Linked DNA regions of Homo sapiens: region 2 is linked to region 1. A link is a loop called in an ENCODE intact Hi-C map of the cell type or tissue named here. Cell type or tissue: IMR-90. All regions are shown on one strand. Links, peaks and the distances in the headings refer to the core of each region. The heading gives the core; the rest is flanking DNA.

The links. Hi-C counts contacts between places; a loop is a spot of excess contacts. Peaks named below come from ENCODE experiments on the same cell type or tissue, not always from the same donor. Only the 100,000 strongest peaks of a DNase experiment are listed, where the experiment ranks them.
Region 2: it touches region 1 in a loop (2.8-fold over the local background); 6 of 110 quality-filtered maps call a loop at or near these places.

The regions. Positions count from the first base shown.
Region 1 is chr9:16,718,849-16,731,448 of GRCh38, reverse strand. BNC2 (basonuclin zinc finger protein 2) reads left to right here. Exons shown (of 7, transcript NM_017637.6): 3 at 3,452-3,652. BNC2-AS1 (BNC2 antisense RNA 1) reads right to left here and starts at 4,635. Exons shown (of 3, transcript NR_151723.1): 1 at 4,494-4,635; 2 at 4,343-4,418; 3 at 3,925-4,134. RefSeq lists enhancers at 753-1,300, 4,551-5,052. In IMR-90, for the core only: a CTCF peak has its summit at 5,146; DNase peaks (open chromatin) are centred at 4,548 and 5,148; H3K4me3 peaks cover 2,084 bases; H3K27ac peaks cover 2,599 bases.
Region 2 is chr9:16,622,540-16,635,139 of GRCh38, reverse strand. The region is part of intron 3 of BNC2 (basonuclin zinc finger protein 2); the gene reads left to right. Among named protein-coding and RNA genes, the nearest start is that of BNC2-AS1, 98 kb to the left of the region's middle. RefSeq lists an enhancer at 7,643-8,176. In IMR-90, for the core only: no CTCF peak of the experiment used is centred there; DNase peaks (open chromatin) are centred at 6,529, 7,029, 8,349 and 9,119; H3K4me3 peaks cover 401 bases; H3K27ac peaks cover 3,662 bases.

The sequences.
Region 1 (12,600 bases), core at 1,708-9,707:
GTGGGGGAAGTATTCACATTCACACAATGTCTTTAACTTGGATGCAGTGAAACCTAGTTTGGTGGACTTCATAATTTCCATGGTCCATCTCTCACTATCAGTAAATGTGGGAAAGCCAACAGATGGCCTTTAAGTACTTCTGATTCTTTAACCTGAAATACTCAGAATCAGCAGCAAAAAGCAATTATTGTGGAAGTGATACTTGTCTTCTTCCTTCTAGTTTTAAATAATTTTCATATAAATGATTCCAGAGAGTTATTCCATAATTGTCAGACTATGTAGCCAGTGAAAAAAACTCAGAAGACATATTTGTGCCTTGTAGGTGTATTTTTTTGTACCTGTGTCTGTAAAACGATACAGATGTCCCACTTGCTAGATAGAAATTATCCTAATGTCAAATGTTCTACACAGTATGTTATATGTGGAAGTTCAGATCATGTATCTTGGGGATTTATAGAGGGATTAAATGTTCTTTTCAAATATTTATTTTAAAATGAGTGTTAGAGAAACTTAAAATCTTATTTATTATTGAGTCTGGATTAATTGTTGTCTCTTTTTGTAACAGAGCTTGTCCTCTTTGTAAATTTGTGTTACAAAGTAGTTAAGATTTTGTTTGAGCAAATCCATTTAGCAGGTGCAGTACTGTATATTTATGAAAAAATATTTTTTAAAACTTAGAAAGATATCCTGCTGCTTTTAAGGCTCGTGTTGTGGCAGTAACATGTTATATTGCAGACGTGTTTCAGCCAGGGCCACCTCAGTCCATGATATCTGAAGGAGCTCAGTTTGCCTATACTGGGTAGCATTTTGTCAGAAGACTGCTGGCTGGGCAGACTAGATTTGGATGTATTAGCTAGTCAGCCTAATAACCCTGTACAGACTGTATTGATTTTCTAGGAGAGAGTTTATGAACTAAATAAACTTGGGGTTGGTGTCTTAATAAACTGCTTCTCTCAGTCTGTCACATTTAGTTACGGAGCTGTGCAGTTTAGGGGGAAAAAAGGCTAATTCTGTTACAGATTGTTCACAGCAGGGTCTCCAAATTAGCCCTTTGTTTTGTAATGCCACCTTGCTTGGGCTTGCTTTGAGCACATTTCTCAGTTTTGCCCTAATGAGTTGCAACACTGATAATGTGGCTGATGATCTTTCATTGATTTCACTATCACTTGCTTGTCTGGTAATTGATCCGTTGCTGAGCCTCTAGTTAATTATATCGGCTTTGACATGGCCCGGTCCACGGGGAATTTCAAGTCTTGCAGAATAACAGTTTTAATAAAAGAGTCTATTACTGCAGGTGCTTGCTGCTGCATGCCAGTTGATTTTTGTGTTGTTAGTGTGTGTGTGGGGTGTTGGGTAGGATACCTGGGAAAGAAGAGGACTGCAGGACTGAGAAAAAACGGGGTGGGGGCTAGAAAAAGAGGAAGAGGGAGTGAAGGAGGGGGAGAAAGAGACAAGGAGAGGGCGAGTGAGAGGCGAGAGAGAACACAGGCAAAAACACACAGGCAAAGCGATACAACAGAGCCTGAGTGGAAGGAGGAGGAAGCTTGCTATTGACAGTGTCCTTAAGCCTCCCACAAATAACAGCCATTAGTGGGAAGGTCAGGAGCTGAGCAGGCAGCTTGACTGAGGCACTGAGTGCCACTTCAGAAATCAAGAGGCTAGCAAATTTTAGAGGGAGTTTAAGTGGGTAATAGCTAGCACTAAAGGTACAGTCACTGTTGACAATTGACTCGTAGGGGATTTTCCTGCCCTCCCCCCCAGCAAGAATATTTTTATTGACCACAGGTGGACTTAATATATTTTAAGGCAACAATTCTTTGGGTTCTTGTTTGTTTCCTCTCAGATATTGAATTTGCTTCTTTTGAGACTTTTTTGTGCTTAATGGTGGGGAACTGGAGGGAAGTTTAACAGAAAAGCTTTCAGGAGATGTCGGTTCTAGAGGGGAAGGCACATTTGTGTCAACATAGTGTACGTTTTCTCATCTTTTCTCATTGTCCACTAATGACACAGAGCTGCCATTGAAGCTCTTTTCTGTTTCTTTTGTTGTTTCAGAGAGTAAGGTTTATTGTTATTCTTGAGTTAAGAAGGAACAAGGAGAGTGGTACATTTGTCCTCGATATTTGTAGGTGGTTGAAGATTAATGTTCCTTACATGTTAAGTTTAGGAAGGATGGCTTTTTCCTGCTGACTACTTTTATGAGATGGCATGAATTTAGCTTTCCATTTTGAACTTACTGTTTATGTACAGTGCATTTTGTTCAGTGCTGCTTTTCCATAAATAAGGCAGACAAATACTATCTAATAAATAGGTGAATAGTTTTAAGACTTGTTTAATTAAAAATACGACATGTTATCAAGGGTGTATTTCATCAGGCAGGAAAACGTTATAGAATTTTCCACAGAGATCTTGAATAAAAAATGGAGTTTTTATATTCATTACTTTTTGCCTGAAATGGGACAGGCTTTTTTTGTTTATCTTTTTCTTTTCTTAACGATTTGAAAGGATATTGCAGATGCTTCATCTAGGAACTTTAACAAAGGATTTTTTTCTACTTCTGAGCTTTAAGAAAAGGTATACTTTTTTCCTTTGCCATTCAGTTTCTCATTAGCTAACATCCAGTTTAGTAATTAATAGCCTGAGGTACTAGATATTAAATAGTATATATTTATATTTGGCAAATGTTTATTGTGCATCTTCTATGTTATAAAAACTGCTAGGCTTATTTGCTTACTCTTTAGAGTATAAGGTCACATCTCTATGTACGTTATTTAGGAGTTTCTATGTGGTTATAAATAGCCCAGCACATACGAGATGACTTTCAGGAGCTAACATTTAGACCATAACTGAGCCAACTTTACATTCTCTTACAGCTGAATATTTTACTTTCTTCAGTGTAATTAAAAAAAAATTTAAGTATCACAGTTTTACAAATGTTAAAGCCAAAGACTGGTGTCAGATATTATGTGTTATATCAGAAAGCATTGTTGAGAAAAATTCCCGGGGAAGGGCCCTAGCTTCCCCTTGCCCTGTGCACCGTGATTGTGGTGCTGCCTGGAGTGTGCATAAGTGTGTATCTATCTGTATATCTGGAGAGGGGTTAGTGCAGGGTGTCATTTGGTGCCTGACAGTGGAACAGTGCAGTTGACTCTTAGCTCTGCTATCCAATGACATGCAGTGGCTGAGAGTTTGAAGCTGATGGTTGGGTCTCCAGTGCCGCCTGCACACCTGACAGGCAGCTGTTAAACTGAGCAAAGGCAAGCTTGGGGAGTCACAATCTATGCATAAATGATAGGGATATCTGTGCAGAAGGTGCGAAAGAAGCTCTGACCCCCTCCCTCCCCCAAATCTCCCCCTTCCCAAATGAAATGCACAGTTCAGCCAGCTTCTTAACTACACTACACTCCTGCTACTGGCTGCCAAGAGGCTCAAAAAATCCACCTTCACTTTTCAGTCAGAAGAGGCAGAAGTGGATGTGAGAGAAAGAGAGACACAGAGAGACAGAGAGCCAAAGAGGGCAAGAGACTTGACTTTAAGAGACTCCTGTACTGACAACTCCATGCAGTTCGGAACCAGAACGACTACGGCTGAACCAGGGTTCATGGGGACATGGCAAAACGCTGATACTAACCTCTTATTCAGAATGTCCCAACAGGTAAGTTACTTTCTTTCTTGATTTTTTTTTTCTTTTTTTTAAGAAACCTTGAATTGTTATGGGCACTTTTGTTTCTGGTGTTTTTCTTTCTAAATACTTTTTAAAATGTGGTCACTTCCTAGTTAGGCTCTTGTTTTGTCATAACTGTGTTACTGGAATGTGCAGGGTTACTTCATGGTTTCCCTAAGGGCGTCTTAAAAGAAAAAGGGGAAAGGATACCGAAGTAAAAGAAAGCAGAGACATTGTTGAAAAGTTTCACAGTACAATCTGGGTCAGGGGAAGACTTAATTTATTTCTTTGTTTTCTGTTGAGAATGAAAAAAGCCACCTCCCAACAAATGTATCTATCAATATGAATCACTTCGTCCAAAGTGTTTGCTCTCTCGGAGTAGGTTCCGCAACCTAAAAAACAGTCATCAAATCTCGGGGCCCCTCAGAACAGCCCTACTGACTTCATGTGGCTGGAGGCAGCTTCGTTCAGACCTGAGAAGAGAGACGAGGCTGTGCAGGCTTGGCTGCCAGCGCCGAGGGTTGCTGGAGGAGTCGGCGTGCGTGGCGGGCTGTGCTGCTCGGTCCTCGCTCCTCCGCTCCGCTCCTCCTTGCCAGCCAGCCCTCTGCGCCCGCCCCTGCATTCCCTTCGCCGGCTCCGGCCCGCTCTCCCGCCCGCCCGCCGGCCCGCCGGCGCACTCACTCGGGCGCAGCCTCGGCGTCTTCCCCAGAGCCGCTCCTCCGTCCCGGCCGCGCTGGAGGCGTTCGGCTTGCTGGCTCTGCTGGGAAAGCCGACGTGGTAGCGCGAGGCCATCGGTTACTGATAATTAATCACCGGAGCCGGCGGCTCGTACCATGCGCTCCGTGATACGCGCCCTGTGCGCCGGTCTCCTCTTGCACAATTGCTGGCTCCTTGGCTCCGCGGGGGAGCGAGGGTGAGAGGAAGCGAAGGGGACACAACCCAGAAACTTTCATCTTGGATTGTGCTCAAGTGAGGGAGGGAAGTTCCCTGGTGCCTCCCTCCTAGACACGTCTTGCTTTTCCAAAGCCTACACCAAACCCACACAAAGCAAGTTAGTTTGATATTATCATCCACACACAAAGCAAGTTAGTTTGATATTATCATCCACACAGCACGAAAGTACTATTGACAAATATACTTGGATTTTAAGTTGACGGCGGTTATTAAGAAATGTTGTGCCACTCAAGAGGAAAAAAATACTGCAACTGCTTTTTTTTTTTTTTTTTTTAAAAAGCTTTTGTTTGTAAGAGTTCACGAAAATTAAATACTTTGAGTTAGATATTTAAAGTTGTTGATAATAAAAAAAAAACAATTTGCCAGGCTATAAACTACTACAAGTTTAGAAATACATTTGCAAGCGATAATACCTACAACCAGGGTTTTGTAGCATTTAGCTAGAGAACAGTTTTAGCACACAATTCTAAATAGGATAAATGCATTTGAATAAGGTATATTTTGACATATCCTGTAGAGGGACCCTGATTACTGCTGATACAGTAAGCTGGGATTTAAATGCAATCAACATCAACCCAATAAGTAACTCTTCATGTGCAATTTCCCATTCTTTCAAGTGAAAAGTTCATTTCCACACAGAGATGCTCCTTGTCACTGCAGAGCGCTGTGAGAGGTGTTTTCCGCGACGCATCCCTGCCTGGGTGGCTCTCGCGTGTTGGAATGCAGTGTTTTCGCTAACCTTAGTACCAAATAACTTGTGCTTCACTTTTAAAACTAGATGTCACCTTCAGGGTTTTCCTTGAGTTAGTGGAGGTCGTGTGTGTGTGTGTGCGTGTGTGTGTGTGTGTTAGAAGGGAAGATTGGCTTACGTCTCCCTCTAGCTAGAAAAGAGTTAATAAAACCAGATAGAGATAATGATCAATTGATAAATGGCTATTGAACCACATAGATGGTGTTAGATTGCTTATTTGGCACTAGCCCATTTCCAAGTAGATTTGAATCTAAGGAGATTTTGTCATGGAAAACATTTTAACTAAAAAACAAATAAAGTAATATAAATGATGGGTCAGAATTAGGACAATTTATGATGTCTTTGATCCAGCTGTCTGACTGTGTGGATATTTTGTGTGTACCTGTGTGTGCATATATGTGTAATGGTGAGCATCAGTGATTATATGGAGAGAATAGAAATATAGGGAACTAATTTATGCTTAATGGATGCTATTAAAACTGTATAATATTATGCTATTTATGAAATAGAGTAGTACAACAAAAGGAGAGAAATCACAGTTTTAAATATGTTTTCTTTTTTTTTTGGTTTTGATGTAGTTAGCAATCACTCCTATCCCCCCAACCCACCTTTTTCTGTCATGGTCACTGAATGTTTACCTCTTGTGCATTTTTGGAAAGCATGTAAAAGAGGATATGAGCTTGCATTTTTTTTCTCTTCAAGATGACATTTTAGTTTGTATAAATATTACATAACTTAAGTTCAAACTATGTGAGTGAAAGTATGTGTGCTGTTCATATTTAATATGTTTGTTTTTCTTACCTGTAGTTCATCAGCAATGCTGATTCAGCACGTGTGTGTGTGTGTGTGTGTGTGTGTGTGTGTGAGAGAGAGAGACTTATTGAAATTATATCTCTGATATCTCTTGAAGCCAGCCATTTAAACGAGTATTACTTTCAATATATACAGTTACGCTAGTTTTTGTTACAGGTAAAAGTTTGTCCAGTTTAATCAAATATGTAGAATTCTGTACATCTCATTGCTGAGGCATAAAGAGGTTTCTCTAGATTATGATTATTTTATTTCTAAGTAAAATTTACTTAGCTTATGAAATGAATAAAATTTATTGGGTTATTTTTTTTAAAGTTTTCTTTAATAGTATAAAAACTAATATTTTCCTGATTATTTATTTAGACGTTTGAAAACTCTGACTAGTAGGGCTGCTATAAAAGGTTTCAAAACTGAGTTACAGATAATTTACCATCAGTATTTAACTATAGAGAAAATTGTGGGAAATGTCCATGAATACTGAAATTTAATAATCTAGTTTTATGTGTTCTATTAGTAAACTAGGAAGTAGGGATACAAAAATCTTTGTCTTTTGTTTCATATGAGCAAAGTTGGATCTGCTTAAATGTACATCTTTCATTCTGTCTAATAGTAACAAATAATCACAATCTGAAGCCAATTTAGATTTAGTGGGATGAAGTATGTGCCCCTAAAGTTCAAGTGAAGTCTATTTGACTACATTTTCCTGTGCCTGTACATTTTTTCTTCTATACTCAAGTATGATTTTCTCAAATTATTTCTATGTATATAGCTGAGTATTTGAGAACATTAAAGGGTATGACACTTGTGTAAAGGGAGTTCTTCTTTGGATCAGTTTGATCAGTGACAGGTGGAGAAAGAACCTTATTTTGCCTATTTTAGTTTCACAAGGTACTGTTAAAAGCAAAAAATGAGGCTTGCTTTTCAAAGTTTTTTTTTTAATCACACTTGAGGAGGCAATTCTTCTATTTGTATAAATATTTTGTGCATTTGAGAGAATAGTAAATAAAATTCTTGTAGCTATCTCAAGGGATGTAATAGTCCAGTCTATTTAAAAATCTTTTTAGAAAGGAAACCATAAAGGTATATAGCTATAGCCCACATTTAATGTGTTACTAGAGACATTTACCTTTTATTATTGGTGAGGTATATTTAACCTGTTTCAAATAAAATGTAGATCCCTTAATAAGGTCTTTTTTCATACTTGAGTGAAATACTAAGTTAGGATTATAAATGACTCTCTGCATCATTATGTAGTAATTTAGGATTCACCCGATGATGTAACAAAATTAACAACATAATTTCATTGTGAAACTGTGTCTTATTAAAGAACAACTGTCTGACATTCTCTTACAGTTGCTTTATTTAACTTCATGCAAATATTATTAGTAGTGACATTTTTCTATTGTGCATTAGATTCTCTCATTAGCATGATGTGTTAGTTATCACCAGAGAAATCATTTTTTAGATAGGTGAGGGGCAAACCAAGAAAGCTAAAAATTAAATCAACGATTTACATTAATACCAGAGCGTCTGCTCACCAGAGATATGACAGAGTAAAAGCAAACTTTCTTACTAATATAAAAATCTAGCACCTTTCAGAGAAATGATAAATAAAATATAAGAAATGTATAATAACATTGCTAGAATCCATTTAAAACAGTGCTCAATATGAATTTTCCTCAAGAAATCTTTTTTTTCTATTCATATAGGCCAACAATCTCAGTTTCTGGAATCTATATTTTTAAATGAAAATGTTTTTGTCCCCCCCCCCAATTTTTTTGAGTATTTATTCACTAGTCATTTAAAAGGCATATATATATATAGTATTACAAGTCAGACGCCTAGTTGTACATTGTGGTTTGGGTCTTCTTTATAGTTCATACAACGCATTTTTATTCTAAACTCTGTCCCACTCAAATAGACATCCCTTTTTACATAGGATGTATATTCTTATTTAATCAAAGCCCTGAGTAAAGCAGCTGATAGTTAATGGTCTTTGAAAACGACTTTCATTGCCAGGCATCATCCATCCCTAGCTTGCTTTCTGCAGTTTTCTCCATTTTTTACTCCCTTCCTTACAGTTAGTATGTTTGGATGATCTTGTCTTACTAAAAAAGGATTAAATTGACTAAACTTGTGGTCTTAATGCTAAAATAAATATTTATATTAAGAGGCATGCAGTTTTAGCCTGTTGAATTACTAGGCTACGACCTCCAATTTAGGCCCCTCTTAATTTGAGTGGTAATATGTTTTATTTTTAACAATAGACATATATTCAAATATAATTCTCAGTATATTGTCTGATAATGTAACACTAAAGTAGGAATATTTGGGTATTTGTATTTGTTAAGATACAAATTGTAGCATAGAGACAGGTGCTTGGTTTGTCCTAAACTTTGAAGGTCTATGGATAACATGCAGACTTCACATAAGAGATACCGTCTCATTTGTAATGCAGTGGGAAAGTAACAGTTTATATATATGGTATTCTATGTACATGTAAACGTTAACGCAAGTAAAGCATGCACAAACATATTCTCAGGTGTGTATTTTGTATATGTTAAAAATCTGTGCACAAATTTGGAGTTTATTTTCAACATGATTCATTTAAATGAATTTGAACACAGTAGGTGATCGTTTTGAAATTATTTAATTTTCTCACCTTTCTGTCATCTGCAAACAGGTCTATTATGTTTGTGTAATTTGTAAAGCCTTTTGCTAAGGTGAGCCAAGTAACTGCAGTTGAAAAATAAATCCCTCTAAGGTGCAGATATCTTATCTATAATTGTAGGTATTTTTTATAATTATATTTATGAGTGTATATTCACATTCACTGATAAATCCAATTATTCATGCATAGCTTTATGGAAATCTGATTAATGCAGTGACAGGACAGATTTGGGCTGCCACAGCAGCACATCCTCCCACTCCCATGTCAGGGTTAAGAGCCACGGCAAATCCTCCCTGACTAATTAGATGCTGAGTAAGGCATCTCTGAGAAGTTGGGGCAGAAGTGAATGGGTCACAACCAAGGCAGGATTGCAAGGACTCCAGTGATAGTGAAAGCATTCAAGTTTGCCAGGTCGTTGTGACACAGGGAGCTGATTCCAAAGGAACAGTCCGTTACAGATAGTGAGCTGGCGTCATCCACTTGAATGAAAAACACAAATTCTGGTGCCTCCCTCTCTCTACCTTGTATGCATTACACACACTCACTTAAAAAAAGTTGCATTGGGCATCTGCCGTCATCTGTCTGCAAAGCTTTTGAGAGGATTTTCCTTGTAAACGTGAATAGCTAATGATTCTGTATAGCCCAAGAGGTATTTTCTGAACTTGGCACTCTAGATTAGCACATATATCAAAAGGAAAGAGGAAAAGAAATTGGAATTTGTTTTTAGCTTGTGTCTATAATTTGAACCTTAGTGTTTGAATCGATCTAGGAATTAACTCCTTTTTCCCCCCAGAGTGCTGTCAGAGAACTTTGTGGTTGTAGAGAAAACAGAGTGAATCGGGTAGGTTGACTTTTTCAGTGAGAGAAATTTTCTGTGGGATTCCCTGCTTGTTATTGTCCAAAGAACATGGAATATAATGTTCCAAGATTTCCTTTCACGGTAGGTTTGGAGCCTGGTTTGTTATGCGTGTAGAAATAATTCGCCATTTGAAAATCCTCTTGTACCTTTGGTGGTACGCTTTTGTGGTCTGTTTATGGTGCTGCTCAGTGACCACCCTTCTCCAGACCTTGGTCAGAAGATTGTTTGGGGGTCCTAGGAAGTGATGGATCTCACTACTGTCTGCCAAAGCTGATGCCATTTTTTATTTCCAGAAAAGCAGCTGGCTTCTACATTTTGCTGGGCGATCTTCATCTACTGTAAGGACCCTGGAGACAGGAGAAAGGGAGTCAAAGACCCTTTCAAGAAACTGACATCTATTTTTAAGCTTTAGAGAAACAAAGGAAAAGAGACATAATTCAGGAACAACAGCCTTTATATCCTCACATAGAAACAAAACATTGGGTAATAGAGGGAATGTTTTCCTATAAGAAAAACTGGTAAAGATGCAGGAAAAATAAGATGAAAAAAATCTGCTAAGCAGCTCAAGGTCTAAGAAGTTTTAAAATGTGCAGATGGCATCCCAGAAATGATGTCTGGGGCCATGACATCCAGGGTCCCCACATTTCCTCCTCATTGAGCCTGACCTGTACTGCCATCTTTCTCCCCAGGTTTAAAGAAAGTTTAACGAATAGGAAAAATAAAAGTATTGATTATTTTTTAATTTGTGCGTTCCCTGTAGGAAGCCTCGCAGATTTCACAGTGTACATTCAAACCCTCAGGTGAAAAATTTATGACTGGAGTTCATTTGGGTGGAGACAGTGTGCAGTGTCATTCTGTTCAAATGCTGTATGTAGCATTTCATGCCACGAAGTGCAGAGATCAGGAGAAGAGAGGAATCGCTGTATGTTTTCTTCATTCATAGAGCTTTCTTTAATGGAAATGCTTGTGGAAAAACAACACATTACTCAAATTGGCTAGTTTAGGAACCAAATTCTCAACTTATTAATCATCATTCCGATTAAAAAAAAGAATTGATCCTTTAACAACAAAATAATATCCTTTTGTTTTTCTTTAATTAAGCCCATCAGTTTTTCATTTCTCTCTGTAAAGAAAATGAAAATAATCTTGAACAGTAGGAAGTTACTCATTGAAACAACTGATTCTCTTGAGCATATCTGACGTCTTATTTACTCAATGCTTTTGAACTGTAATGTTATTTCGCTACTGTCTTTAGGGTTTATGTGTCATTGAGTGGTGTTGATTTATAAATCTCATTCATATTTGGTTGGCAGAAATTTACTTAATGACCTAAATACAAGGTTATTCTGTTCCTATTTCCTTTCTCATAGAGGTAATTTCTTTCTCACTTTATTCTCTTTTCTTCTCATCTCTCTCATTCTGAATTCCTCCTTACTTTCACTGGCCCTTTTTGCCTTAATAGAAGAGAATTGAAATGCACCTGAAACGTAGCAGTAATTGAATAAATACCCTTTTGCCAATACATCATTCTGGCAGAGGCATGAGAGAGAGGTGCCACCCTCAGGTGTGGTCCTCTGTGAGTGCTGACAGGACTGTCTCGAGTGTTGCTGTAGAAGGGTTCTTTGAGTAAGGGCATGATAAAAACGTGTAACCAGGGGCCCTGGCTTATCATTCAGAGGTGCTGAAAGGCAGCTCAATTTGATCCTTAGCCTGTATAAGAAAGTACTTAGTTGAAGAGAGATTTTGCTTTCCTTTTTTCTTCTTTTAAAAACCTAATTCTTGGACTTATTATTTTGTGCAGTTAGACTTCTACACGAGCTTATTTCCCTACAAGAAGGAAAAGATACCAAGGGCAGTGCAGTAGGTTGAAGGGATGATTCTTTCAGACAAACTGCAGCTAGTAAGAGTTAACAGAAACATTTAAAAAAGGACTTGAAATGATGGTAGGACCAGTATTAATGGATGGTATTATGAAATTAAAATTTAAAGCATGCAGTATACATAACACATGAGGAGGATTCACTCTTGTTTTGTATTTAATAAATTTTAACCCATTGTCTCACAAGGCATACAGATTGTTAAAATTGACAAGACTGAAACATATTCTGTATGGGAAAGACATAGCTTTCAATATTGTTACCTGCTGTGCTTTTTTGAGACTGTCATGAATTTTTCAACTTTATTAAGGTGTCTTTTAGTGGCTATTGGTTCTCTAGACAGTTCTTCAGAACTCACATTTTATGATCGGAGTACCTGAACTGGGTGTCTGAAAAGGAAGATAACAGGTTAGTGAACGTTTTACATGACAACAAGTAATTGCTTTCAGCTGGCTTAAAATAATAACAAAACTAATATTAAAATGAGAATCTCCATTAGAGGATTTTAATAATTTTTTTCCCTTTCCATTAACATTTAAATCAAGAAGAATTTCATTGATTTAAATCATTAGGGTGGCTATTTGGGACACCTGATCAGGCATAGATTAAGAAAGCTGCCCACTACTGCGCCCTCTGCCAGTGCTGGAGGTCAGTGGACATGGCTGGGATGTCACCGGCAAGATATGGGGAGTAATTATACACTGAGCATATTCATGAGAGTGTCCCTGAGTGAGAATGCCTGCAAACATTCTCATTGTTGACCTCATGCCAGAACCTAACTTGGAGTCAGCGAGTTAGCTGCTGTTTAATATTGCTTTTCTTTTATTCTTTCTTTTTTAGGTATAAATATTAGAGTACCAGAAAGAACCAAAACCAAAGTCTGGCTGTAAACTTTGTGGAAGGACTTACTGTCTTGAAAGTACTAAAAATCCCATATTGCCACATTATGGTAGTGCATTTATATGTAATGCGTAGACATGCAGAAAGTGTATGCCTGCTCCATTGGTTGGCTGGTGA
Region 2 (12,600 bases), core at 2,812-10,811, 97 kb after region 1:
AACAGACAAATTGCTGAAATAATGCAGCTAAGACTGCAAGAGAAACTGCAAAAGATACCCCAAGTTATGTTTGTTATTAAGCATAGGTTATTTTGAAAATAGGTTTCCATATGGAGTATACGGTATGTAATTTATACAGACCACATTACTAATAGATTCTGTCAAGTGGCACTGAATTCAAGCTACAATGTCCATAATGGAATATGTAAGGAAATTGCTGGTGTTATTGGGTTGGATTAAAAGAAAAAAAAAAACACCTTTATTAGTATGTGTTCCCCCTCCCCTCAGTGTACACTGCTTCTTGGGCTCAGACTTTGGGGTTTAAGAATGAGGTATTTGGGCCGGGCGCGGTTGTTCACGCCTGTAATCCCAGCATTTTGGGAGGCTGAGGCGGGTAGATCACAAGGTCAGGAGATCGAGACCATCCTGGCTAACACAATGAAACCCCATCTCTACTAAAAATACAAAAAATTAGCCAGGTGTGGTGGCAGGTGCCTGTAGCCCCAGCTACTCGGAAGGCTGAGGCACTAGAATGGTGTGAATCCGGGAGGCAGAGCTTGCAGTGAGCAGAGATTGCGCCACTGCACTCCAGCCTGGGTGACAGAATGAGACTCTGTCTCAAAAAAAAAAAAAAAAAGATATTTGAAGGTCTAATTATAGGATAAATTTGGTGACTAAGAGGTTACTCTTAATAACAATAATCATATTTGGTTTACCTATTTGTCACCAGACAGTATCCAGACTTCATGTGACTAATGGTGACAACTGTATTTTGAGAAATTTGGAAAATCACATAAGCTGTTGGTGATACTTTCAAATCAGAATGTTTTAAATAGCGGACAAGGTAAAGCAAGCTCAGAACTTAATAATAGAGGAATAGATACAGTATATTGAAGGAAAAAAATACATTGACATTTGCAAAGAGAAAGATGCTGTTTCTATAGCATACCTAAGTCCATTGAATTTGCACAGTGGACAAATTGCAATTGGGGAATATTATTCATATAAATAGTCCTGTCAGAACACGGGATGAGTAGAGTCTTGTGGAACAGTTTGTTTAGAGAAGTACTAGTTAGGAATCACTTGTATTAGCTGGTAAGCATCAAGAGAAACGCTTGGATAGGGTAGTTTAATAAACAGTGTCAGCACATTTACATGGATTGTGACAGTTTTATCTTTTGCTAAATAGCCTAGAGTAAGCATTATTTTAGCATGTTATCAAAAATAATTATAATATATTTGGCACCCACTGAAATTCTGACTTACCTGTTGGGGTATGTTTTTGGTAATTCAGAACAGATTGATTGAAGAATCTTCTTTAAAAGTTGCATTTTAGATGTTTTCTTTGGGTGGTTCTTGTAGCCATCACAGAAATAAACATACCTTAGTTTGCAAACCGCTATTTACTTGGATCTGAATAGGAAACATTGTCACGATGTTACGATATACTGTATTTCCGGATACCTTAACAATTATTAGATAAACACGATGAAGATGGAAAATATTGAAGAAATAATGATATTATAAAAACTTTTGAATGGTTTTAGTTGAAAACAAACCAAGAATATATTGGTATAGACATAATTGCAAAGTAGAGCTACCGCACTACCAAAAAAAGTTATTTGAGGTAGTTGCTGGAAGCAGAATTTTCACGGTTAGAAATGCTTAAAAAGAGGCTCTTTTAAGTAGAAAAGAATGTGAGACTTTAGTTATTGTAACAGTAGGCTTCAGAGTAGCCATAAATGAAGTTTAGCTGGAGTAAGACTAACAGGGTTTTAATCTGTTGTTTTTCTAGTTAAGGCTTATTAATAACATTTATGTATGGCCTTGTTCATTTGTGCACTGGGACAGAACTAGAACCTTGGGCTCCCCATTTTGTTCTTTGGTACAGGGCCATCGTATTTCAGTAAATAGAGAGTTTTTTCTCTTCTTAGACGTCTAAACAATGGCAATAATTTATAACTAACTGCTCTTCGTTATGTTGCAGAGGCAAATTGCGCAGAAAATTATGGATAATTTTAAAAAGATGAAATACAGGTGGCTCATCTAAAACAGACTCCAATTAAAACCACATTGTATTAAATAGAGCCTGCTTTAGATAGGCTCCTCTTCATGCTAAATATGAATGAAGCAACAATTTTAGATATAATAGCTGGTATCTGGATTTTAATATGATCAGTTCTCATGCTTCGGGGCCCAAATATTGCCAGCTGGTATTAAGAAACCTACCCTCCTATAAAACTCGATTATATTGTTTTCCCTAAGAGTATTGCTTTAGGAATTATTGAGAAAGTGGTTTTTACAGGGTATAGACTTTTGCATAAAAGTTGGTGCTAAAATTTGACTCATCAAAATTTGCATCACACTCTTGCATCTGGAATATTACCAGATGGCGTTAAATTAGACCTTGGGATGGGTGTCTCATTCAGAGACATGGCAGTCTGTACTCAGTGTAATGGGTGAGCAAAGATGTGTTCTAGACCTAAGTGTATGCTGTCTGCATTATGGCTTATATAAAATGGCCACATCTGTTATTTTATCAAGAGAATAAGTTTTCTAAGTTTTGGTTGGTCTGATATGCTAATATCTGCAATTAGCAGAGCCTTGACAAATTGTTCCCTTAAATTAAGAGTTCATCAGTTTGGCAGAATGTGACCTGATAAAATGATTTGGGAATATGGTGCTTTTACATACACAGATTTTTTTTTTTTCCCGTTTTAGTCTTTCTTAGCCATCAGACTCCAGAAGATGTACAAGGCTATGCCAGTTTTTTTGTTTGTGCTTTTAAAGAAATTATTACCGAATGTGGGGGATCCACGGAAAGTGAACTCCTGGAGGGACAGAGGAGGAGCAAGACTGTCTGATCCTGAGATCTCAGTGCCTAAAACATAGAAGGGGTTCAGTAAATACTTGTTTGAAATAAAAATAACGATTAAAAAAAAGGAGGGAATAGTTCCTACCATCATATGCAAGATGACATGGGTAGTCCTGACTCTTCTGGAGTAAGGAGACTGAGCATTCTCACTGCTGAATTAGGTGAAGGGAAACTTAGAATCTCCTTAAAAGGGACAAACAAGACCCTACATGATTGGACCTGCCCCTTACCCTGTCTGCCATTCTTGTCATTTCTTGCCTCAGCCTTATTGCCCCAGCAACACAGATCAGCTGGTAGTTCTTTGCCGATTTTGTGCTATTTCCTATCGTGGAACATTCTCCCATGTTGTTCTCCCTAGTCCTTATCTTGCCTGGTTGGCTACTAAACTTGTATTTAAGCTTCATTATGTTCTGTCTTTTTTTCTGAAGTTGTTCTAAAGCCCTACCTGAGTTGGTGCCTTCTTCTGTTTCTCTGGAAATCTCTGTGTGTTTCTGCTCTTCTGCACAACGTGATAAATTATTTGAATTTTCTCCTTCACTAGATGGTTTTTATGTCAAGATGCTTTTCCTTATATTTGTTCAAACCCAAACATTGGACACGATGGTAGGCCACGGAAATCAGTTAATAAGTATTTGCCAAATGATTGTTCATACCAGCCCTCTCAGTTGCAGAATGAAAAACTTTGAATGCTTCTTTAATAATAAATCTTCTTGACTATTGGCTGTGATTCTAAGTCCCTTGTTATAGGAGTATGGTTATTAACCTAGTTATTTCTGCCATGTTTCAATGTGGATAAGCGTATTTAACAGATTCGCTCTGTTGCATTGATCCTGTGATGGTGTTATATACTACTCCAGTGCCCTGGACTGTGCGCTACAGGGCAGCCTCTAGACTTTGGGATTAAGTAATGGTGATTCGGTGGGGGTATGGGTTCTTATTTTATGGGAGTGTTTTGGCAATTAAGTGCTATTTAAAGGTATTATTTTTGTTAGAAAGATAAGGATTTAGATCTGTGGTTCATTAATTATGTAAAAGTTGAATTAGCAAAGGCTAGTTTTTGGCTCAAATTATGAAAGAATACTCTTGGGAAACTGGGTATCGGGGAGAGGATAAGTAAGTTTGGTTATTTGTCTTGAGATTTTATAGAGAACACACACGTACCCCATAAATGTAGTTTTAAAGAATTGTTCAAAGTAAATCAATTTTTGATTTTAAGAAAAGCTCCAGGCCGGACATGGTGGCTCATGCCTATAATCTCACCACCTTGGGAAGCCTAGGTGGGCTGATCACCTGAGATCAGGAGTTCGAGACCAGCCTGACCAACGTGGAGAAACCCCGTCTCTACTAAAAATACAAAATTAGCTGGGCGTGGTGGCGCATGCCTGTAATCCCAGCTACTCGAGAGGCTGAGGCAGGAGAATCGCTTGAACCCGGGAGGCGGAGGTTGCAGTGAGCCGAGATCGCACCGTTGCCCTCCAGCCTGGGCAACAAGAGTGAAACTCTGTTTCAAAAAAAGAAACGCTCCACATTTTTAAATAATACACAGGTTTTGCAGTGTAACTACTGGTGAGGACCAGAAATCTAGTTACTAGATTTCTTAAAAATAAAATTTCTCACACTGTTTAAAAAAAGGAAAAGAAGTACACTTATTTTTCCTATGTGTAGTTTATACATGCTAAATAAATAAAGTTTAGAAAATGGAATTTAAGAAGAGTAAAAGCATCGCCAATAGTTCCTTCCACACAGGTGTTAATCATTTTTTGTTTTCACTTGTCTTTTGTATTCATTTTAAAAATAGAGGACCATATTGCGTACACTGCTTTGTAAGCTGCTTTTTGCTTATCAACATTTTGTAACTATCTTTCCATGTTATTAATAACTGAGTTTTAATGCTTTTATCATAATTTAATCATAATTTTGGCTCAGCCATATTAGCTCTTTCTTGATAGATTTTACTGTGTAATTTAATAATCCAGTTTTGGACTTTTCCCACTTAGACTAGTATTCTTTATTAGATTTAACATGAACTAAGTGCTATAAATGAGTCAATATTTTTTTAAAATTATATGTCTGTTTATCAGTGTACTGTTTCAAGTCTATGTATTAGTTAAGTCTGTTCTTCAGGCTTGAACATAGGCATACCTCCTTTTATTGCACTTGGCTTTACTGCACTCTGCAGATACTGCATTTCTTTTACAAATTGAAGCAGTGGCAGAGTTTGAAAGAATTGACTCCAATTTTGAAAGAAGTCCTAGTGTGGATAACATGCTATCCAAAGCATCAATGCTACAGAGAAATCTTTTCTGAATGGAAGAGTCAATTGATGCGGCAAACCGTCTATTTTATGAGTAGACACCACAGCCACCCGTCTTCATCAACCACCACCCTGATCAATCAGCAGCCATCAACATCTAGGCAAGACCCTCTGCCAGCAAAAAGATTACACCTCACTGAAGGCTCAGACGATTGTTAGCATTTTTTAGCAATAAAGTATTTTAGATGTATGTATGCTGTTTTTTTTAGACATAATGCTATTGCACACTTAATAGACTACAGCATCGAATAAACAAATTTTATATGCACTGGGAAACCAAAAAAAAATCATGTGACTTGGTTTATGTGGTGGTTTGGAGTGGAACCTGAGTTCGTCCGATGTTTGCCTGCAGATGCTCATCCTTTACTCTTTCCCCACTACTGTTGGTGCTCCCAGTTCTGCTGTCTGCCTTTATCCAATTGTAAGCCTCAATGTGATTTCTAGATTCACCCTAAGTACTTGCCCTTGATCAGCCCAGCACTGAACTCCCCCAAACACACAAACATTAAAGTTCATTTAGAAAGAGTGAATTTTAGGAAGAAACCACAGAGGCCAAGATCTTCTCTAATTAATGTAGTGAATCTTCTGAATGTAGTGAGTCTTCTGGCCATTTTTTGAGTATTACATTGATAGCTCATTCAAAACGAAAATTATTCACACAACTATGGTGTAAATAAAAAGATGTGATGTTAATATAATTTTTGGATTAGATTATTGCCGAATCAAGCATCTTTACAACATTATAGTTTAGAGTAATGTGTTTGGCTAAATTAGGCAATAAAAGTAAACATAAAAGGTAAACCTTCCCGATTAGTCCTTACATTTGACTTCTCTGTATGTGAAACACTGACAAAAACCAAAAATAATTTCACTACTCTGTATTTATTTTTCTGATTGAGACTTTGGAAAAGTCAAGAATGACAACGGTAGGTATTTCTTTTTTGCAGAACAAGCCTGAGATGGTACTTAGGTGCTTACATACAAGCTACTGATCACTTAATGACATTAAAAAAATTTTAATTACTTATTGCCTTCAGACACTACAGAAGTTTAAAAATCCTACTATTTCCACTTAAATTTCTAGACCAATGCTGTTGGACTTTCTTTCCCTTTAACAGCAATGATTATCCAGTTGAATGTTGTTTCACAGAAAGGAAAAGTGCATTTGTGTAAAAATATCTGGGGCTTGCCAGGGAATCTTTTTCAGAATGCTTTGTGGTTACAAATGAAGCTTATTGTTGTATAAATGGCAAGTTTAAAATCATAGAACTTTTTTGCAGTAGCTCATGGCATGAGTTGATAATCTGCGAATTGCTCTGCGTGTGTGTTTGTGTGTGTTCGCATGCATGCCTCAGCCCATCTGTAAGTAGCTGGATCCTGTGCCGTTCCTCCCCCTGTTTCCCACCTCACTTATTTAGATACATAAATACGCACACTTTTACATCTAAGGCAAACCCCAAAAGATGCATGTGGAAGGCTGGATGTGGGAGAGAGGTGTTTTCCTTTAATTGACCTCTCACGGCGTTCCACTTGATAAAGTGACAACATTTTCTGAAAACTTAAGGTTTTTGAATGTGTGGATTTTCTCCCTACCACTGTAATTTCTGAAACTTTCTCTAAACAAGATGGCTGGCACATTATGGGGACAGAGCAGAGACATAGAACAGAGACAAAGCCGCCCTGAGAAGGCAGACACACTTATATTGCTTGTGGTTTTTCAGTACAGCTGCTTTCAGATGAGCCGGCTTGTTCTAAGCTGGTCCCACTGCCAAAGCAAGACTGTCACACAGCTGGTAGTACTTACTGTACTTGCGGGAAAGTATGTGATTCATTAGTTGGAACCGTATGTTTTTCACCAGTTCTGGTCATGTTTTTGTTAGGATGTGGTAAAAACACAAGCAGGGGGTGAAGGGACAATGGAAACATGTGACTTCTTAAGGATTGGCCTGAACCCGTTATTAGCTAAATTGTACACCGTAAAATGTCCTTTGTACCTCATAAGACAAATGACTTAATTTTTTATTCCTCAGTTGAGGTCATTCAGTCATAAGTGGTAAAAATTATCAACACTGAGCTCTTTTTCTCTTTTTACTTTCTGCAAAGTATTATGATCCGTTTAAACCCCAAATTATAATATGAAGGGAAGTCATGCAAGTAAAAGACATTAATTTGCTGAAAAATGCCCATGACGGGTGAAGAACTTTAACTGGAGTGAACTCTTGCTACTGATAAAATATGAGTATGGTATTACAGCTCATAAGAAACACTTCTAATACCACAGGGTGTGAGGAGAACAATAAATGGGAGTTTCTTTGTCTACACATGATCAAGCAGACTCAAATTGTATGGCTGGAGGATTGAGAGACTAGTCTTTTAAGTAATTTTGGTGTCATTAATGGGCTTGCATCACAGTATCTCTGTAATGCTCAATCCTGGTATTGTGCAGAACTGCTGGTGTGAGCCGCATTGAATATTGGCCTGTTATCACCAGGTTTTTGAGCTTGTGAATATTTTACAACTGCACAGGCCGAACCATATTCTTTGGAAAATGAATGCCATTGCTGCTGTGTTGTGTTCTCCTTACATAGGAATATGCTTTGACATTTGCTTGCTTCTGCTTCATTCTGACACTGGAGTTGTTTTACTTTTGTCCCCACTCCCATAGCCTGCTATTGAGACAGGTGGTATTTTCAAAGTCTAAGTAAAATATTGGCAGATTATGCCTCTACCCTCAGACTCTGTTTTTCAACTGTTCCCTTCTAAAGTTCTGCACCGTTCATGCCTCACTACATACACTCCAGCAGTTGCTGGACTCTGCAGAATTAGAACCAGGTCTGTCTCTGACAATTAGCTCAACTGGCTGCAGGATAAATAAAGGAATGCGCTCAGGGGCTGTAGTCTGTGACACAGTGTAACAGAGCGTAAAAAGGTGCATCTGTTCCATGCCCTGATTCAGTCGCCTCACTGTCACTGGGAAGTTACCGACACGGAGACATGCCCGTGCTGTTTGGTAAACAAGCGGCAGGTATTAAATTAACAGGGCTGTGAGTGTGCAAACGTGCTGCTTTATTAAAAGCCCTGCTATCTTGGCTCACTGCTGGGTCACAGGCAGTTGCTAGAGCATCTAGTAAGATGACTCATGGCACTGCATACTTCAATACCCTGTTCTCGCTTCCTTCCAGAGGGGACCGTTGACATTTGAGAGCCTGATTACGGAAGGAAAAAAAGGAGAAAGAAAAGAGAATACAGGGTGTGTGTGTGTGTGTGTGTGTTTGCCTTTTACGTTTCGTAGGCTAGGCAAGAAGGAGATGAGGGCCAGCACCCCAGAGCCAGGTTTTAGTTTAAATTGGGCTTCTGAATCCAATACTAAATTGCAACCAGGTCTCTGTCTTTGTTGTTGTTTATTTTCTCTGCCTTTCTGTCTCACCCTCCTCATGACTGCTACTTGATTTGTGGTTGAAATAATGAGGGGATAACTGAGAGATGAAAGTTTTGCTCTGTCTGCCTGCACTGGGTGGGCACCATGCATCTTGCAAATGTACTTGCAGGAAAAAACACTTCGACTTTTATTATATTCTTTAAGCATTTATCGCCTTTGCATTTAATATTTTTAATGAAAAACTCGCATTTTAAAGACTTTCTGCTTTCATTCAGCAATGTCATGATTTTTGAAGTTTGTTTTCCCTTCAGCTTCAGGAATGCTTTACACAGGGTCATGTGTGGTTGCCTTGTTGAATTGTTCCTCACTTTTGTGGTCTTATCTTTGAGGAGTCCTCTTTAGATATACCAAGGTCTGTAGGCAAACATTACAAGACAATTTTCAGTACACATGTCTGTGCTAAAGAGACTGGCATTTCTGAAGGTTTCCTGCTCCCCTCCAAGTTGTGTTTCTTTTAAGGGCCCCAACTAGCTCCTCATCCATTAGAAGATGATGTAATGCTAATGGTATCTAGCTCCACACAGCTTGGACCAAAAATGATTCCAGTTGGCTGTATTTGAATGTGAATGACCAGAAGGTGCTAGACATTCTCCACTGTAATTGCAAGTGCTTACCTTGGAAATCTCTTTTGGTTGTAGAGGTCCTTTGGTCCTCATACTAGAGATCATACCGCCACACATGCATTCCTACTGTCCAGACCCATCTTTATTGTTGGCTGTCTTTTTATAGTGATGTCTAGGTAGAGGAGTGCGATGCCCAGGGTCGGGGATAGGGAGGGTGGAGAGGAAGCAGCCTTTCTCATTGTTTGCTCAGAAAGGAAAGTATCCCACTATCTAGAGAGTTAGTGATGCCTCAGAATCTCTTTATCTTTGTAACCTCTTTTCTGTATGAAGTTTAATAAGCCGGCTGTGCAGTTTTTAAAACGCCAGTGGATTCCGCTTTTCACTTGGACCGCCCCCCGCCTTTTGCTCTGAGCATTCACTCCCTGTTTCCTTATTTCCCCCGTTCTCTTTTCCTTTATCTCAGGGGAGTTCCCTGAGTAGCAAGACTGAAAAAGAGCTGAGGTTTATGTTAGAAGAAATTAAGGTTAATGATCATTGGCTCATTTTCATATTCTGTGGGTGTGGATGGAGGAGTAATCAGTGCAGGTGGCCCTGCCAGTTGGGAGTTTTTCTTTGTCATCAAGAAAATAAGGAGAGTGCAGGGATTGAATTACCACAACTATTTCAGGACTAAACATATTTCATTTCCCGATCGGGTCTGGTTTAAGGACGCAAAGCTGACATTAATTTTATCCAAAGAAAGCACAGCATTTTTTTTGTTTCATAATTTGACTAATGCATAGGGTAGATGCATGTTCAAATTTAATTCTAGTATAATCTTACAAATAATTCTCTGAAAAGCAAAGGGGTTTTGATTCAGTTTGACAGTTTATGTTTCTGTGTCCAATTACCACTTAGTTATTGAATGTTAAAAAGCTGCTTTCTAAAATGTGCACTCCGACTGCACCAATTGGCTTCCCAGCTGCCTGCTATTACATGCGAGGTGCTCTCTTCTAACTTTTTAAAGGATGTACACAGTTGAAGTAGTTATGTTTAGCTAGCAAAGGAAGTGGGGGATTTGGTTAGGAAGTGCTTGCTGGCCTTGAAAAACTATCATGTGTGCATTCTCATTTCAGCCACATAAAGATCATTCTTTAAATAAATACTTGTTGGATTAAAAAAACCTTAAATGCTCCGATAAACTAGAGAAATAACTTTGATTTTTTTTAAAAACATGACTTCCATTTGGATCAACTTTTTAAAGTTTTCAATATGCTTTTAATACCACTGATGTAACTTTCTACAAGTGAGGTATTCTGATTCCATGCTTGGAAAAAGAAGATCTACAGGTTGACCAGAGACAATAAAAGTCATTGAGGAAGAGTGTCAACACTTGCCATGCATGGTAGGTTTTGCTTTCTTAGCGGAATGCAGCAGACGACTCAAGTGACCTGATCTGTTTTTAAAGCACAAGGTTTATTTGGCTGTTACAGTGTGAGTATAATATTAATGATACTAATGTAAAATTAACTTTTATGTTGTGTGAGCAGTTTTTCTTGTTTCCCCCTTTAAAATTGCAGATATTTCCTTGTGCATACATCTGGTGTTGTTGCCATAGTGAACATTTATATAACTTTGTTTAAGCCATGAAAAGTTTGGTATAATCGGGTAGTTTGGCAAGTCCACGTGAAGGTGGTTTTCGGTTTTCATAGCCCTGTGGTATGAGTCCACATGCAGTTGAATATTCATTGTATGGCCATTAATATAAATACTTCGTCTAGCTTATTAATAACACATGAAGAGACCATGCCCAGACATTCAAAGGGCAAGAATGTTTTAGTGGTTTCTGGAAGCTCCTTGCTGTGAAGAAATAAGGCTTTTAAAAAACATTGTAGTTTAGAGTTTTGAAGTAGCACTTTAAAATATTTTAAAATACATTTGGTATATCTTAAGAAATTCTTGACTAGGCTAAAACTTAATATTGAACGAAGTGATCTTTTGAGATCAATATGATTTCCAAGTTTGACATTTAAGCAAATCATGTTCTCTGTTTTAAGAAACATTAAACAAGGAGACAAAAATACACAATACATCAGTTTCTAAGGTAACATTATTTCCTACCTTCTGCTTTGCTTTTTACTGAATCCTTTTTACCTTTCCTGCTACTGATAGATCTCAAAACTGGCCTCACGGGGTTTTCCCAAAGGCTTTTGGAAAGATCCATTTACTTTATGACCCACATACATCTGGTATTAGAGCAACTATGAATTAATCCAGCCTCACTTCAGTGTTTATCTGTTATGCATTAGGAATATTTAAAAAGCAAATAATTTAAACTAATGTTTTTCTTGCATGTAAGTTAGATCCTTAAAATCAGCTACACATCATATTAACTTGAAATTTTTAAATAGTCGACTGAATTGCTTTACAAAGTGTAGTTGTTTAAGCCATTCTGATGGTTTTCTCTGCAGGCTCCTTAGCTTTGACAATACTGTTCTACTCCTTCACTTGCATCTACTTGTTAGTGCCTTTTACTTTGGTCTTTTCGTTTCTTTAGAAAGTTCTTCCTTTTGGATACATAGAATATAACGTCATTTATTGATCTCTCTTTTCTGCTACCTTTGTATTAGAATTTTAAACACGTCATGACAGGAAATAATTCAGTCTGGTACAATATGCCCTCTCTCTCCTAGTTTTTAAGTCCTGAGTCTTGTATGCCGCACTTTCAATCTCTGGTGGCTAACCTGACTACTTTGTGTCTCGTTTACTGGAATACGTCCATAAAGCAAGGATACATGTGTGTCTTACATGTCCAACAACGTATTCCAACAAAGGCTTTCAGTGAGCCAGGATGTGTGGCTTAGTTTCACCATCATTTTGGTAAAAATACATGTATTAAACAGATACTGAATTTCTGACTTGCATTTAATCTTCTCCTCCTGTTTTATGTTTTCTTTCTTTGATTCAGACAGCAAACTGATTCAAATCTTCAGTATAACCTATAAAACCAAAGGTTTATTAATATTAGGGTACCCAGAGAATAAAGTTGTTCATCGTTTTTTAACAGTAGAGAAATAAAAATAATAAGGTTTTTTTAGTATATAATTAAGCACTTAAATTGTCACCTGAAATTGTTGTTCTTTACATGCGTTTCCCTTAGCCCTTTGTAATTACCTAACACTGCCAGTTAGCGCCAGTTGTGGGAGCAACAGGCTTCTAAAAATACCCTCCTCCTGGCCTGGCCACCCACCTAAGAACCATGTGAAGAGGTGTTTTGTGAATTATCAGAAAGTTAGGTATAACTGATGCAATCTGTGCAGCTATTTCTGTCAAAAATTGTGCCTCCAAGAGGGATCAGCTACATTATATCTTGTAATTTCAGATACACTTTCTTGGATTTAGTGGAAAAACCTTCTCTGAGGCTTTGGTA